Linked DNA regions of Homo sapiens: region 1 is linked to region 2. Evidence: chromatin contacts called from ENCODE Hi-C data. All regions are on one chromosome and are shown on one strand. The core of a region is the stretch at or near the end of the contact, and the rest is flanking DNA. Distances in the headings are between cores, read along the strand shown.

Region 1 (5,784 bases), core at 3,160-5,659, 1.4 Mb after region 2:
CAGTAAACCTCTCAATACTGTCACTGCATAGATATTCTTTGGGGCACCAAATTATCTTTTTAAGGTTTTCTTGTCTTATCTTCAGTTACTGATAACAGATTCTTAGACTTTTAATAACCCTATGGCCTAAATCTCATGATCTTTTCTCATTTGTAAAGATACTGATGATGTAGGCTAAAAAGATACTGATGATGTTGTAAGGTGAGCACTGTGTTAAAAGTAAAGGCTTCGTTTTTTATATGACTGTTAACATACCTCTCTCCCTTGGCCATACCTCTACTTGAATAAAGTTCAATCAGATCTGGCCTTTGAAATAATTGCAGTAGGGCTGCAGTGTGTTGCTGTCAGTGACTGCTGTAGGCAACAGACCTCAGTGTTCAAGAGACCTTCTATTTGTTCTTCCCAAGCTATGCCCAGTTGAACTGATGCCTTTAACAACCAAGTCCAGTAGCTATCTCTCAACAACACTGGCACTGAAAAAAGCAGCATGTGTGGTGCCACCTGCTGCTTATGCCTGCCCTATGCCTAGGTATGCTCCCTGGGCAACTGCATGTTCCTCCAGTTTGGTCCTTAATCCTATCTTTGTGTTTATATGACGGCATTCTACTTTTTCTGTGTGCATATGTATGTATTTTTAACCAGAGTCTTACCCTGCACTGAAGCTGGCTGGAGATTGAACATGCTGTCTAGCCATTACCAGTCTCATTTGCCAGGGCTAGTTCTTGCATCTCATGTGTTTCATACCTGGCTTAGATCCTGCTCCCGAATCAGGTAGGCCTGCTGAACCAATAATGCTCCTGCCATTCCATCTCCACTCCTGCAGAGGGATGTTTATTCAGAACATAGGCCACCTCCACCCACCTAATGACTGTCACTCTTGGAAGGCATTGGCTATACATTGGTGTTTGACCAATTTCCTGCTTTTCCATGGACCACAGATGTTGATTTTTCTCTTTAAAGCTTTTCCAAAAGCAAACCACCTACTACTTAAACAAGAGAAGATTTATTACATTTAATCAAAAGGATAAAGTGTTTCTATAGGAATGCTCTACACATCAGCAAAAGTATCATCCCAGCTGCAGCTGAGTCAGCTGTCAACGCCTTCCTGAACATCCCTCCTTCTACCACGGCTGTGCAGTAACTGTGGGTCCAGGTTTTACCCCCCAGCATAAAACCATGAAAGGGCAGTCAGATGTCAGATACCACTGCATTCCTCTGCTGAGATGACCTCCTGCAACACAAGCTGATTTCTTAATGCAAGTCAGTTTTATGGATTTTGCTGCCACTCAAGCTGGCTCTTGGCCATTTATTTGTTGGTCAGTCTGAGCATGGTATCCAAATGTTCCTCAAATTATCAGAAAGCAACGAGGAAGTAGTAAGGTCAGATATTGGTTGTATTTCAGGCCTCAGTTCCAATCTGAGATTACTTGCAGGGATGGAGTTCTCAAACAAGTTAGGCTATTTGTGTACTTCAAGGATTAGGAAGTCTGTACATTTTCTTTAAGAAAAAGAAAATTTTTCACTTAAGAAAAAATCTCTTATTGAGACACATCTTCAATTTCTTCCTATTTGAGAATAAAATTCAGTTTTTCTGCTTTCAGTAGCCACTTGGAACCTCATAGGGTACAATGCATATATCAGCCTAGACATATAGAATCCAAAATATGTGTGTGTGTGTGTGCGTGCACGTGCGCGGATATGCACATATTTGTTATTTGTTGGAAAGGGCCCTTGAAATCTGCTATAAGCCTTATAGACTTAAACCCTACAATTATTACAATCTAGGGAATTCTATTGTTCTATAGTCTTTGTCTGAGTGCTCGTGGATGTGGCTGTTGGCTGAGTTTGAGCCCTGCTTGTTCAGAACCTTCTGAAACACCTGATGGGCACCATTCATTAGCCACTCCTAAAGTAGTGAACTAGAGATGGGCTGGTGTTCCTGGTCCAGCCTCTTCCTGCCCTGCCTTCTTTCTCAGTAAGCCTGTATTGCAAAGGTCAGGGAAGGGAAACACTGTAATCCACTTGATTGATATCCATTTGACTGTCTGCTACAATATTCGTGGGATCATTGGTAACAAAGGTCATTTTGCAACCAGATTTGAGTTTCTATTTCCTCTCCTTCATATCTTCCTCCTCATCCCTTTCTTTTGGGAAAAAAATAACCATTTATATTTGCAACAGCCCAACAAATTCCAAATGCTGGCAAAGATGGCGCTGGCCGTGTTTAGTCTTGTCAACATCTCTTTCCTGAGGCTTCTTTCTCCCTTCTTGATGTTCATTCTCACTTAAAATGAAGTCTATTAAATACCCTGGACAAATTTAGAGATTCACTACTTTATGCACTGGAAGAATAACAGTGAGAGATATGGCCCTGCTCTTTAGTTGCTAAAATGCTAATATCTGAGTATAGTTGAAAAATAGGAATAAAGATAGAGTTTTTAACTTTTCATTCTAAAATGAGATCAAAGCTAGGTAGAACAGTGGAGACTTCGGGTGGCTCCTTACCCTTCATTGTTCTATCGCAGTCTCACCTGAGTCTTCATTTAAACATTTAGTTTCCCTGTCCCTTTCCCTGAAGATTTTGGGATAAAGATCAACAATCTGTCTTTTTCTAAACCAGTGCTCCTACATGATTCTCAGGGTCTTTCAAATTCAAGAGACACTGGCCTAAAGGAGCTAAGTCTGAGTCTTAGCTCCTTTAGTAAAAGGATCTTAGAGATCATCACTTCCCCTCATTTTTCAGATCCATAATCTGGGGTACAGGGAGTGTCTGGGCCCTGCTAAAGTCATCCTACTCACTGATCGAGAAACTGTCTTGAGAACCTGGGTTTCCAAACTCCTGGCAAGGTATAGGGTGCTTTTTCTGCCACACCACCTGAAGATCGCCAAGATGGATGCATATACCTGGCGCCTTCGTGGAGATCAGAGGAGGACCAACAGCAACACATTAATCTGAGAGAACGTGCCTTTCCAGTAATATCCAACCGGTAGCTCATGTGATCACCCGGCACCTCAACAGTGTGCCATCCACCTCAGAGGGCTGGAGAGATGGCACCAACTAATCCTTCATGCCTGTTCCCAGAAAGAGATGGTGCTGGCCATGTTCAGTCTTGTCAAAATCTCTTTCCTGAGGCTTCTTTCTCCTCTCTTTATGTTTGCATCTGGGGAGTTAATCAAATAGATTGTGAATATTGGGAAAATATTGTATTTGATTTTACGTTCTGTATACAGCCAATGATAGGTCCTCAGAATATGGGGAAAATGATACAAAATTAGCTTTTTCTACTCTTTTGACTCAACTGAATTTTACTATGTGCTCTTTAAATCCAATATCTGTAAATTATTGCTGGGATATCTGGTATCTTTAATGAAGTCCATTTATTTTAAGGACATGTATAAAAATAAGGGAAAAAATCATTTACTGAGAGTATAAAAATCTGTTTAGGTGTTTTGAATATATTATATGTATTATATACTTGGTAGAATTATAAAGTAATAGGACTTTTTTTTTAAATGAACCCAAGTTTTCATCCCCTTCAAAGAAGTATTCCTGGAAATTAACCTGTGAGTCATATTAAAAAACCAAAAGAAAAACCTGCTTCATTTTTTATCCCAAACTCTATAATCTTAAATGATCATTCATACCACTACTCAAATTCCAGGTGACTTTTGAAAGGGGTTCCAAGAATCAAATTTGCCTGTGAACATACAGGTTTAAAATATTTAAATGCATGTGTTTCAGTTGTTGGGGAAATATAATTCTGCCAACACAAGACCCTTCTGAAACATAGAGAAGAGGGAGAAACCATTTATTACCTGGTGAGCATTATCAGATTTACACACACATCCAGCAGCATGGAAGTGACTATAAAGTCTGGACAGAATCGCACATAAATTTATACAGTAAAGTAGAAAAAAAGACAATTAAAATGTCTCATCTGTTTGACAGACAAATGAATATGCACCTTGTGATTGTCCCTATATGCCTCCCGTGTTAATTTTGGAGGCATGTATTTATAGTTCCAAGGGTCAGAAGGCTTGTGACCTGCTTTGTAAAATCAAAAGTTCTGTGGCCTCTTAGTTTTCAGAGACACTCTAAAGAGGAGAGCGCGAGAAGACATCCACATCCCTTATTAAAGAACGTTTTGTCACTTTACACTTACATGTGCCTTGAAGCCAATTCCCTAAGAAATGTTCCAGCAGTGATCTGAGACACATCTGTATGATTGGAAGCAGGATGTTACCTGCTAGGGTGACTATTTGGAACAAAACCCACTAATTTAGTTATCAAAGTCTCAGTATGTTTACTTAAAAAGTCAGTTCCAGTCCCAGTTTGTATGTGGGCAGAATTGCTAAATGTGAACGTTCATTTAAAAAGTCATTTTGCTGAGTCACTCATTCAGTGAAAACCCAAGGGAGTTAATTACACAGTGGGAGTAGAGGCCGTGAGGGCAGATGACTCGATTTGCTCACAGAAAGGAGATGGAAGTGAGGGCCCAGCTTGAGGAGCTGCCTGGGTAGTATTTTCTGAAAGACTAGCGGGAGTCCAGACACTTCCCAACTTGAAGGAAGTGCTACTCTTTTGTTTTAATGCTGTGACTTTGACTAACAGCTAAGCGGAAGCTGTGAGGTAAAGTGCCAAAGCTACAGGAAACAGGTAGAGGATTTGCCAACAAATAGAAATAATTAACATTTTCTTCTAAACAAGTAGTGATATGGGAGGCAACCTCATTGATGTTATGCTGGTTTGTTTTCCACTTTCTTTGATATACTCAGCTTTTTATTTTATTTTTTATCTTTTGAGACGGAGTCTTGCTCTGTCTCCCTAGGCTGAAGTGCAGTGGTGTAATCTCGTCTCACCGCAACCTCTGCCTCCCAGATTCAAGCAATTCTTCTGCCTCGGCCTCCTGAGTAGCTGGGACTAACAGGCGCCCACCACCATGCCCAACTAATTTTTGTATTTTTAGTAGAGACGGGGTTTCACCATATTGACCAGGCTGGTCTCGAACTCCTGACCTCAAGTGATCCACCAGCCCCGCCCTCCCAAAGTGCTGGGATTACAGGCATGAGCCACCACGCCCAGCCTACTCAGCTTTTTAGAGCAGCTCTATCCCATAAAATTTTCTGCGATGATGCAGATGTTCTGTATCTGTAGCTGTCTATATGTAGCCAGTGGTCACGTGTGACGATTGAGCACTTGAAATGTGGATCATGTGACTGAGAAACTCAAGATTTAATTGTGTTTAATTTTAATTAATATAAATGTAAATAGTTACAAGGGCCCAGCAGCTACCGTATTGGACAATACTTTGGAAAGAACCAAGTACTTCTATAGTTCCTGGAAAGTACTTATACTTTTTTTTATAAATTTTGCTCATTTATTTTTTTCTTCCACAGCCATATTGTTAACTGAAAACACATAAAGTACGAGTGTTACATTTTTTTTCTTTCTTGTTCCAAGTAACTTTTCCCTGTGTCTGCAGCGTTACAGGCCACTAAGGTCAATCTCATCCTCTAGGACAGGACTCAGTGGGAAGCGTGATTGCCTGGTAGTACTAGGCTTTTTCAGACTTGTTGGCACCCACCCTGATCAAGAGCTAGTAGAGCTGACATGTCTTAGCAACTTGGCAGACAGAGAAATCACCACTCACTTGGCTTTGGTCATTTCCCTTGTGTTCTCTATTTCTTTTCTGAGAAGACTCTGGGGAAGTGAGAAATTGCACTGCTCATGCTGTGGGCTCTGGCACAGAATTCTGGCTGTTGGGGCAGCAGATGTGCTGCGGG
Region 2 (6,292 bases), core at 3,576-6,075:
GTAAAAAAAAACAATTTCAGTTTTTAAAAAGTGCCATTAATAACAGAGGAGTGCAAATCGAGACAGCACCTTCTGAAGGATAAATAATTTACCAGTGTAATGTGTAGGAATAACGGATGCTGTGGGGCACCCGGTTCTACTTCCAGACTCAAGAATGTGTTCCTCCAGTTGCAGGGTGTGTTGCTAGCAGAAAGCGTTGCTAGCAGAAAGCCTTCAATTGTAAGTCCTCTTCTGAGTTGCCTAAGCCAAAGAGAGTTACACACTGAAGGTCACGCCCGTTTCCTGGACAGTTCACATCCAATGACGCATCAGTGACATGGAGTATAAAGCCTTTCCTGATTGCCTCAATCCTGGGCAATTCTTGCAGGTTGTCCCAGCTTCAGAGCTCCATGTGCTGGGCGGTGGATTTCAACATCTCATGTTGAACGGCTATGGCAGTTCAACATCTCACTCTGCCCAATTCTGCTTTCTTCCACTCTGTACGTTTTTCTATTAGTGGTGATTTCATGAACAAAAATGAGAAATTTTCTACTGTGAAGCAGCTATTTTTATTTTCATTAATCTCTTCTTTAAACAGAAAACAGTACCTTTGGTCAGTTTTAAGCCCTTGGAAAAAAATTTTTTTTTCACTCTCTGGTTACTAAGGAAAAGTCTGCATTTCAATCATTGCATGTGACAGACTGCCACGGTTACTACTTGAGACCGTCAGTGGGGCAGTTACTACTGTCACTACTTGAGACCATCATTACAAGAGTGAATGAAGGGACGAACATAGAAATGAAAACTTAAGACAACAGAAACTGTTTTAAAGGAAGGGGCCAGAGGAAGAAGAAGAGAGCTCCCTGCTTCTAGTGAGCAAAGGCAGCCCCTGAGCTTCTACAGCCCTTCGTATTTATTGGGTAGAAAAAGCAAGGAAGAGGAGGTAACGATTGGTCAGCTGCTTAACTGATCACAGGTTCATATTATTACTAACAGGCTTCAGATGTACCTAATCACAGGAAACACTGCGCTTGGGGTGTGACTGCCCTCAGCATTCCTTCTGGGTGGCAGACGCAGTTTGACAGTTTGCCAACATTCTGCATTTATGAGAACAGTTTGCTGTTTACTCATATAGCCTCCAGTGGTATACTGAGTTGATCACGACCCTCACTCTTTTGGCCTGCAATAATTGTACCCCTATATGTGTTGTTTTCCTTCAGCTGCTTTCAGTAATTTTCCTTTACGTTTGGTTTCGGTGGTTTAATTACAACATGTTTGGGTATGGTTTTCTTTTTTTAGTCTATTTTTGAGCCCGTTTGGGGTTCATTGAGCTTCTTGAATATGTAAATTTATGTATTTCACTAAATTTGAGATGTTCTAGCCAATTTTTCCAAATATATTTTTGTGCGCACTAATCTCATTTTCTTCTTCTGAGACTCCAATTATATAGAAGTTAATTTTTTCATGTATTTATTTATTTATTTATTTACAGGGTCTCTCTCTCTCTCTCTGTTACCCAGGCTGAAGTACAGTGGTGCCATCAAGGCTTATTTCAGCCTTGACCTTCTGGGCTCAAGTGGTCCCCCTATCTCAGTCTTCTGGGTAGCTGAGACTACAGGTGCATGCTGCCATGTCTGGCTATATTTTTTTTAATTTTTAATTTTTGTAAAGACAGGATCTCACTATGTTGCCCAGGCTGGTCTTGAACTCCTGGGCTCAAGTGATTTTCCTACCTTGGTATTGCAAAGTGCTGGGATTACAGGTGTGAGCTATCATCATGCCTGGTTAACTTGGATTTTTTATATTGTTCAAAAAGTTTTCAAAGCTCTGTCCACTGCTTTTCTTTTCTCTCTCTCTCTCTCTGTCTCTCTCTCTGAGATAGAGACAGGATCTTGCCCAGGCTGGTGTTGACTTTTTCTAGGTTCAAGTGATCCTCCTACCTCAACCTTCCAAGTAGTTAGGACTATAGGCATTCCACTGTGCCTGCTTCATTGCTTTTCAGTCTTATTTTTCTCTATTTTTCAGATTGTATAATTTGTGTTGACCTATTTTTAAATTCCCCAACTTCTTCCTCTGTCATCTCCATTCCGCTATTGAGCTAACACGGTGACTCAGTGTTTTAGTCCATATTCACGTTGCTGATAAAGACATACCCGAGACTGGGAAGAAAAAGAGGTTTAATTGGACTTACATTTCCACACAGCTTGGGGGGCCTCAGAATCATGGTGGGAGGCAAAAGGCATTTCTTACATGGCGGCAGCAGGAGAAAATGAAGAAGCAGCAAAAGCGGAACCGCCTGATAAACCCATGAGATCTCTTGAGACTTATTCACTATCACGAGAATAGCATGGGAAAGACCGCCCCCATGATTCAATTACCTCCCATTGGGTCCCTCCCACAACACGTAGGAATTCTGGGAGATACAATTCTAGTTGAGATTTGGGTGGGAACAAACCCAAACCATGTCACTCAGTTTTATGTTAATTACGTTTTTGTATTTTTCAATTCTGAAGTTTCTATTTGGGCCTTTTTCATCTGTGGAGAATTTCTGATTTTCCATTCATTTCAAGGGCATTCACCTTTACCTTGTGGAAGATGATTACATGGCTGCTTTAAAGTCTTGTATGACAATTCCAGTGCTTGATTTTTTTGTGGTTGGCCTAGAGAAAGGTTAGTAAGGACTTTTTAGAAAAGTCAAATTTGTGTGACTCTATCTGTAGGTATAGCTTGGAGATGATGGCAATAATCATAATATGTGAAATGTGTAACTGTGTAGTGCTCCATAGTTGATAAATACTTACACATATAAAATCTGGCTGGGTGCAGTGGCTTATGCCTGTAATCCTAGCACTTTGGGAGGCCAAGGCAGGTGGGTCAGGAGTTCGAGACCAGCCTGGCCAATATGGTGAAACCCTGTCTCTACTAAAAATACAAAAATTAGCCAGGCATGGTGTTGCACGCCTGTAATCCCAGCTACTTGGGAGGCAGAGACAAGAGAATTGCTTGAACCTGGGAGGCGGAGGTTGCAGTGAGCCGAGATTGTGCCACTGCACTCCAGCCTGGGTGACAGAGTGAGACTGTCTCAAAAACAAACAAAAAAAACATCTTATTTGACCCTCACAAGTGCCTTATTAGGCAAACAGAAGAAAGGTTATATTATTCATGTTCAGTTTAAGCAGTTTAGACTCAGGAGCCTAAGTCCTTTGCCAGGCTGTACAGCCAGTAGTAATAAATTCGATATTAATAATAAATCTTCCTACTCTGAGTGCTGTAATTAGCCTTGGGCTGAAGTTAGGGCATAGGCTCAGGGAAACTCAGGACGGGAGAAACTAGATGAAAAAGCTAACGGAGCAGCCATAGCATTGACTGGGCATGGTGAAGACCAGGGTTCTGAAAGCTGAGGATCACAGTGGACCTGGATCAGGACATAGATTTAAAAATGCAATTAAGCTCCAAGGTTTAGAATTCCAGGCATGGGAACAGGCAATGCAGAACAAGGAACTAAGAATCAGCTCAAGTGGGGACCACAGCGGCAGGAGAGGAGAACACAGATCTACCAAAGACCTCTAGGACAGAAACTTTCAAGGTACTTCTTGCCAGGGGTAAGACTGAAGCTAATATCTAGAATTCAATTACAAAATCGCACTTTGGTTCCTCCATGCTAACTTGAGGTTGAACACAGAACTCTAGAGCACAGACAAAATCAATATCTGCATGTGTTGCGGCTTCCTAAGGCCAGCTCCAGTTTTGATGATTTGCCAGAAGGGCACACATGACTTAGCACATAGTCATAATCATGGCTAAGATTTGCTGCAATGAAAAGATACAAGGCAAAATGAGCAAAGGTAAAAGGCACATGAGGCAAAGTCCAAAGGACCACAGGCACAAGTTTCCAAGAGTTCTCTCCCAGTGGAGTTGCACAAGACATACTTCCTCTAGCAATGAGTGTGACAATGTGTGATATGTTATCGGGGTGTCATTAGAGACTGTCCCTAAGGCTTTTACTGGGAGCTGGACATATAGGCATTCCCTGCCTACCATGTACCATGATTCCAGATACCCAGATGGAAAGCAGTTGTTCAGCATAAACCATACTGTCCACACAGTCTAGGCACAGTGAGCCACCCTTATCATTTAGGGAAAGTGTTTTATTTTATTTTACTTTTTTAGAGGCAGGGTCCTGCTCTGTCACCCAGGCTGGAGTGTAGGGGTTTGATCAGAACTCACTGCAGCGTTAAACTCCCAGGCTCAAGCAATCCTCCTGTCTCAGCCTCATAGTAGCTAGGACTACAGATGTGTGCCACCACACCTGACCAATTTATAAAATATTTTTGTAGAGACGGAGTGTTGCTATATTGCCTAGAACTTCTGAACTTCTGACGTCAAGCAATCCTCCTGCCTCAGCCTCCCAAGGTTATAGGATTACAGGCATGAACCACTGTGCCCGACCAAGGGAAAGTTTTATATCAGTGTAGGTACCTGTTTACCAGTTAAGTTCCCAGATGTCAGCCAAGGGCCAACTTTGCAAGCAGGCCTTTCTAAGAATAGCAGTCTCAGGTCTGCTTTGCTAGTTCTTTTCTACACATTGTATTATATACTGATGCATATTTTTACCAACATATAAGGGTATGACTGATGTGTATCCACTCTTAAGGCTGTTATTTCTGTAAATTGGCATTTCCAAATTCTTTTTAATATTCTCACGTTAGTATTCTCTCAGTTGCTTTATTTTATTCTTACATTTTAGTTTTTCCTCTCTCATTCTGTCTTCTTGAAACCATCCTCATAATAACATGCCAGGTTTTGGGCTGAAGGGCAGTCAAGCATTAATCAGGCTACACTTTGGCCCACTTCGCTGTAATTGCTAACTAACCGAAAGTCACGTAGGCCAGAACACAGACCATGAACTTCCTCATTGTTCCTATAGATAGCATCTTTAGCATTAGAAGTCTGAAACTTTCCATTCAAGATGATTTTCAGATTCTGAATTCTTTTTTAAAAATTGTATTATTATTATTTTTAGAGACAAGATGTTGCTCTGTCACTCAGGCTGGAGTACAGTGGCATGATCACAGTTCACTGCAGCCTCTAAACTTCTGGGCTCAAGTGATCTTTCCACCTCAGCCTCCCAAGTAGCTGGGACTATAGGTGCTTACCACCGCACCCAACTAACTTTATTTTATTTTTGTAGGAACAGAATCTTGTTCTGTTGCCCAGGCTGCTCTTGAACTCTTGGCTTCAAGAGATCCTCTTGCCTTGGCCTCCAAAAGTGCTGGGATGAATCTCTGTCATGGTGGCATGAGCCACCATGCCTGGCCCAGATCCTGAATTCTAGCAGGACAGCTCATGCCCACCAGTCTGAAGACACCAAAAGGAGAACTGACTCAATGCAAGAATGCAATTTCTTTAGTTCCATGACGTCACCCTTCATTCTTCAACCAATCAGTGATCCTTATACCTTGGCCCACTAACCATCCAAACCCCTTAAAATCCCTAGATCCTAAACTCCTTGAGGAGGTGGATTTGAGGTTTCCTCCAGTCTCCTTGTTTGGCTGCCTTGTGATTAAACCTCTTTCTCTGCTGCAATTCTTTGTGTCTTGGTGTATTTACTTACCACACATTGGACATTTTACCAAGAACTAAAAATAGAACTACCATTTGACCCAGCAGTCCCACTACTGGGCATCTACTCAAAGGAAAAGAAATCATTCTATCAAAAAGACACCTGTACTCCTATGTTTATTGCAGTACTATTCAAAATAGCAAAGTCTATTTATGTTATAATCAGATTTGTATTACAACTGTTTTATATTACAATAGCTTTATATTATAAATATAATTATGTAACCTATATATAGTACTCAGTTACAATTGTTTGTGTGTGTGTAACTATGTCTGTGTTGTAAAAATTATTCTACCAAAATGGGAATGGTAGGTAGAAAGTATATGCAGATAATTTTGTCTAACAATTTTGTCTTTCATTTTTGTCCAACAAATGCACTGTTTACCTTTTGCCACCGTACTCTCTGCCTCAGAGGGCTGACCTTTGTGGACTGTTTCATGAGTAGCCTTTGACTTTTGGCTTACAGCTGGTTTAATCACTGGGGAGGATCACCAGGAGACCTAGAGACTGGGAGGTGAATGAGGGAGGGTGGTTGCTGTCCTGGGAAGTGAATGAGGGAGGGTGCTTACTGTCCCAGATCTTTCCCTGTCGATTCTCTATGGGTTACCAAGTACCCTAGCAAATTTCACAGCTCCTCTCAGATGGCCCTCTCCCATACAGCTGTTCTCAATAGGTTTCCATAAACATTGC

Evidence for each region. Hi-C counts contacts between places; a loop is a spot of excess contacts on that map. Pooled maps may share reads with other maps.
Region 1: a map with no recorded cell type shows a loop between it and region 2 (7-fold over the local background). The contact joins two enhancer-like sites. A Hi-C loop is called at or near these places in 2 of 37 single-sample maps with no recorded cell type and 3 of 50 pooled maps.

Annotation. Positions count from the first base shown.
Region 1 is chr18:51,721,107-51,726,890 of GRCh38, forward strand. No RefSeq gene overlaps it. Among named protein-coding and RNA genes, the nearest start is that of LINC01630, 330 kb to the left of the region's middle. Within about 2 kb of position 4,410, at least 2 of the 41 ENCODE cell types and tissues checked have a DNase peak (open chromatin) inside an H3K27ac peak, as active enhancers do.
Region 2 is chr18:50,308,031-50,314,322 of GRCh38, forward strand. LOC124904301 (a long non-coding RNA gene) reads right to left here and starts at 1,404. Exons shown (of 2, transcript XR_007066367.1): 1 at 1-1,404. Within about 2 kb of position 4,826, at least 3 of the 41 ENCODE cell types and tissues checked have a DNase peak (open chromatin) inside an H3K27ac peak, as active enhancers do.